Linked DNA regions of Mus musculus: region 2 is linked to region 1. A link is a loop called in an ENCODE intact Hi-C map of the cell type or tissue named here. Cell type or tissue: gastrocnemius. All regions are shown on one strand.

Evidence for each region. A loop is a pair of places that touch in the nucleus more often than their neighbours do. Peaks named below come from ENCODE experiments on the same cell type or tissue, not always from the same donor. Only the 100,000 strongest peaks of a DNase experiment are listed, where the experiment ranks them.
Region 2: it touches region 1 in a loop (5-fold over the local background); 21 of 42 quality-filtered maps call a loop at or near these places.

The regions. Positions count from the first base shown.
Region 1 is chr9:43,338,348-43,340,847 of GRCm38, forward strand. No RefSeq gene overlaps it. Among named protein-coding and RNA genes, the nearest start is that of Gm36799, 18 kb to the right of the region's middle. In gastrocnemius, a CTCF peak has its summit at 1,386 (motif pointing right); a DNase peak (open chromatin) is centred at 1,417.
Region 2 is chr9:43,800,899-43,803,398 of GRCm38, forward strand. The region is part of intron 5 of Nectin1 (nectin cell adhesion molecule 1); the gene reads left to right. Among named protein-coding and RNA genes, the nearest start is that of Gm46108, 11 kb to the left of the region's middle. In gastrocnemius, a CTCF peak has its summit at 1,278 (motif pointing left); a DNase peak (open chromatin) is centred at 1,280; H3K27ac peaks cover 1,958 bases.

The DNA.
Region 1 (2,500 bases):
CCAGCCCAAAACTGCCCTTTCTTTCCTTTAGACCTGACTCAGGGCCTCAACCCAGAAGAGACCCTTTCATTCAGAAGAGAAGGCTGGGGCCTTGCAAGCTTTGGGGTCTGCTCTGGGCATCCAGGACCCTAGGAACAGTGCCATTATGTCCTAGAACATTGATTCCCACACATGGGCATGCTTGCGGAGGGGGGTGGGGGGGGGCTCAGAAACAGTCACCTGAAGAGAAGCACAAACACAAAGAGAAGACACATCAGACACAAAGGGGATCTAGGAAGATGTGCACTGATGTGTTGGGGCTTCATTCTCTGCATTTGAGGAACCAGGTGAGGGGGCATAGTCAGAGCACTCAGCCTGGGCTGGGGTCCAGGTTGTTCCATATACCAATTCCATGGTCTTGGGCACATTGTCCCACCTATCTGTACATCATTGGAAGAACTTTTAAGAGATGACAATGAGTTCTGAATCCCAGTCTGTAAAGATTATTCTGGTGAGTGATCAATAATTGAGAGACTGTGATTTTATCATAATCATCAAAGCAACAGCAGTGAACAATGATGACAACATGGTCAGACTCTCGAGTTTACCCTTCTCAGCATTGTTGCTGTTGTTAGTATATATTCTTCCATTTTTATACACTCTCATATTTCAGAACACTTTATTTTTTAATTGGGTATTTTCTTTATTTACATTTCAAATGTTATCCCCTTTCCCAGTTCCCCTTCTTCCCAGAGACCCCCTCTCCCATCCTCCCTCCCCCTGCTTCTATGAGGGTGTTCCTCCACCCATCCACCCACTCCCATCTCCCTGCCCTTAGTTCCTCTACACTGGGGCATCTGTCGAGCCTTCATAGGACCAAAGACCTCTCCTCCCATTGATGCATGATAAGGCCATCTTCTGTAACATATGCAGCTGGAGCCATGTGTACTCCTTTGTTGATGGCTTAGTCCCTGGGAGCTCCAGGGGGTCTGGTTGGTTGATACTGTTCTTCTTCCTATGGGGTTGCAAACCCCTTCAACTCTTTCAGTCATTTCTCTAACTCCTCTTTTGGGGATCCCGCACTCAGTCCAATGGTTGGCTGTGAGCATCTGCCTCTGTATTTGTAAGGCTCTGGCAGGGCCTCTCAGGAGACAGCCATATCAGGCTCCTTTCAGCATGCACTTCTTGGCATCCACAATAGTGTATGGGTTTGGTAGAACACTTTATTTTTTTGGAGACTCTCTTGTAGCCCAATCTGGCCTCAAAATCACTACGTAGCTAAGAATTACCTTGAACTCTTAATCTGAATGTCACATGATAGGACTACAGGCCTGTGCTAGGGCACTTGCTCTTTCTTTTTTAGAGCCTGCATTTGGTGATGGGCACAGGACTCAGGCTCCCGGAATTCTAGAACTGACCAGCAGGTGGCAGCATTTCACCATCATTAATGGGCACAAAAAGTACTCATCTGCCTAGGCAGGGGAGGCAGGGGAGGCAGGGGGCCAGGCTGCACCCCCAACACCCTCATCATTAAACAGATCTTCTTGTCCCGGGCTAGGAAGCATTGTGGTGAAGGGTAAACCCCTGGACTGAGCAGGAGAGAAGGACTTGTCCCTTGACCCACCAGTGCATGACACATATCTGTGGGCTCTGCAGTGGGGCTGTGGGAATACCAGGCTCCTTTCTGCAGCCCCCCGCCCATCTCTGTTCTCTCATCACATCTTCAAGCCATCTCCCAAGAGTGACCAAGGCAGTTTTGTCTTTCTGAGTATTGACTATTAAGTTTGAGAACGAGCTGTTGTTCAGCCACATAAACAAGGAGGATAAACACTAATTACTTGGTGAATGTGCCAACTGCTGGTTCGGAATCCATCACCTTGCCAAGGCTGAGGCTCAGAAGAGGCTAAGGGAGAGAAGATGGGGGTGTGAGCCAGTCCCTTGGGGGCCGGTAGATGAGGAGTCTACAGGGGTAAGTGAGCTCAACTCTCCCTAGGGTGATGAAAATATTTCCAGAGTCCCTGAGATTCATGAGGATGGATAGGACTCTAGGGAAGGGAAGGAGGCAGAGAGGGGGAGGAAGAGGGTAGGGAGGGGGCAGAGAGGGGCAGGGAGGGGCAGGGAGACCTTTTGCTAGGCTCATGGTCATCAATACATAAATATCAATCGGCCACAGTGTTTTGTTTCCCTGGTGGGCTGTCAGTCCTTGGTAGAGCCTTGCATTTCTTTAAGGTTGTCTCATCACTACCTGAAGACCTTGATGGGCCGCAAGCCTCATTATTGACAATGACCTACCTTCAGGAGGCTGATCTGGTAGTGGGAGGCCTGGCTAGGGGAGCTTGTGTTCAATAGGACTCTAATGACATTGGGGTGAGGGCCGTGTCTACAATGGCTAAGAGGTGCAAGCTCAACCAGATGTGTTTATTTCCTGGGCCCAACTGAGACAGAGATACAGGGGTCACACTGAAGTGACAGGATTGGGGGAAGACACAAGACCAGAGAATAAAACTCCATTCATTCATCG
Region 2 (2,500 bases), 460 kb after region 1:
TGAGTCACAGAATGGAGCTGAGTTCTGTCCTGAGCAGAGACAGCAAGGCCCGTAGGTCCAAAGATAAAGCCTCCGCAGGGACAGCGGAGAAAGCTCACAGTGCAGGTGGTTACAGAGCATTGAAAGGAAAAGCCAAGGACTCAGGGCTCCTCACCTCTGCAGGCGAGGGGAGCATAGCAGTTCAGATGCAGCAGGCTGGTCCTTCCATCTAGATGCCTCGATTATTGTCTTAGCCTCTCTGAGCCCACACCATCATCCTTCAAGGCTGGACAAAGTCTAGCCTCCAAGAAACCTTTGTGAATTGCGTGCCTCAATGTTCTTATTCTCTTATTCCCTGAGCACTTCACTGTCAGCTCCTTCCATGTCTGCTTGCTGCAGTGATCCCAGGCATTCCTTTGGCTCTATAGCAATGCTATGACTAGAGAGAAAAAATAGTCGGTGGATATTTGCTAACTGAATAAGGAAGTAGACAGGTGAAGATTGGCCAGGAGTGTGGCTCAGAACCTCAACGCTCAGGAGGCTGAGCTAGGAAGGTCATAAGTTCAAAGCCAACATGGGTTAATGAGACCTTGTTTCAAACCAACCAAGCAAAGAAAGACACGGAGGCAGATGGAGAGGAGGACTTTATCTGAGGCCTGGAGCTGGGGAGGCAGGCTGAGAACACAGATTTCCTTTCTAAGGACAGTGGGACCCAGTAAACCATGATGAGCTCCCAGAGAGGGTTGCAAGAGAAGCAGTCAAAACAGCTCTCAGTAAACACTTAAACTCTCTCAGTAAACTCTGTGACCTGCACTGAGGACACAGTGGTGACTAGTGGGGACCCAAATCCTCTGGGCTTGTGCTTCTCTCAGACAGCTCCAGGCTCAGGAGCTTCTGGGCGGCCACAGCTCAGCCATGTGACCTCAGGCAAGTGTCCCGGACCCTGTCCCCTTTTGAGGCTCCTGTGTTTTCACTAGCCCTCCCAGCCTGAGCAACATGAAAACCTCTTCCCCCATCCAGGACCTCCGCCCTGCTCCTGCCTGCTTGCCAGTAGCACCCCACACACTCACATGGGGCCCATGGGAGGCGTGTGATTCCAATGGAGTGAGTGATGCTGAATCAGGGAGTGAGCTGGCTGCAGCAGGCTCCCAGGAGCAGACACATGGGCCCAGACAGTTCCTTGACCCTGGCCCTCCTGGGCCAGACCGGGAAGAGGCCTGGACAGCAGCCTTCCTTCCATGCTTGCCCTGGGTCTACACCCCAGCGCCTTCCTGAGGCCAGTCATGGTCTCCGGTGCCACCCTGTGGTGGTGCTGGGAACCGTCTCCCTGTGTCCTGCCCTAGGACCTCTTGGCCTCTGGCCTGGGCTGGCCTGGACTGACTTCATATTCACTCATCCACCTCCCAGGCCTCAGAGGGGGTGGAAAAAAGAGACAACAGGGTAGAAAAGAAGGCCACCATCCACCTCCCCCTTCCATCTTCTTCTGGTCTTTTTGTCTTTTCCTGCCTTTATTGCCTTTTAATTTCCACTCTGCATTATTGACTTTTCATTTTTCCTTTATATTTTTTTCTTTTTTTTTTTTTTAGACAGTCTTGATCTATAGCCCAGACTTCCCTTGAACTTATTGCAACCCCCCTATCTTAGTCTCTCACATCCTGAAGTTACAAGTATGAGCCATTATGCCTGGCTCAGACCGTCCACACTATCTGCATATCCTTCCGCATACATTTGTGCCTGGCAAAACCTGTGGGACATGGAACATGCTCTCACATATGTATGCTCCTGATGTGTGATACACATGTAGTCCTCTGTATCCCCTTTCTGCCTGTCCCTGCTCTGTGCCTACCATCTGTCACTTTGGGTGTTTCAACCCTGTAGCCCAAGCTAGCAATCCCAACAGGTCTCTACCTTGCCCTGCAGGGCCATACCACAACCAAAAAGTCACAGCGCTTGTTTGTAGCACACTGATAGGCAGTTGGCACTCACAGGACGTCGGCTGAGCCAAAACTTGGGAATCTACTTTCTATCTGTCCTGAAGACAAAAGGAATTAGTCTGGATTACCTACTAGGTTCCTGGTGTTGGGTCAGTCACTTCTACATGTCAGGCAAAGGGACACTGGTGGCACTTGCATAGGGTTGATATGAAAAAAAAAAAAAAAAAGGCAGGATGATTTCTAATTGGGCCTTTGGGTAAGTTAACCTCGCTAGCCATCTCCTGCATTGAATAGAAATGAACAGCAGACCTCCTTGGAGGGTAGTGACCGTGAGGGACACACAGTTGGGTGCATGTAGATGTGCCTCTGCACCAAGGTGGGATAGGACAGAACTAATGCCACCTCCAGGGATGGTCAGGATGGAAGGCTGGGCGCTCTGGGTACATCAGCTGCCTCTGCTCCTCTCGCCTGCCTGGCTCCCAGTGCTGCAGCTGACCTCAGGAAGGTGGGGTGCTAAGGGGCCTCTGGAATCAGAACTGCTCAAACTCGGGGTGTGGACATCCTGTCCTGGGCTTTTCCCTCCCCTG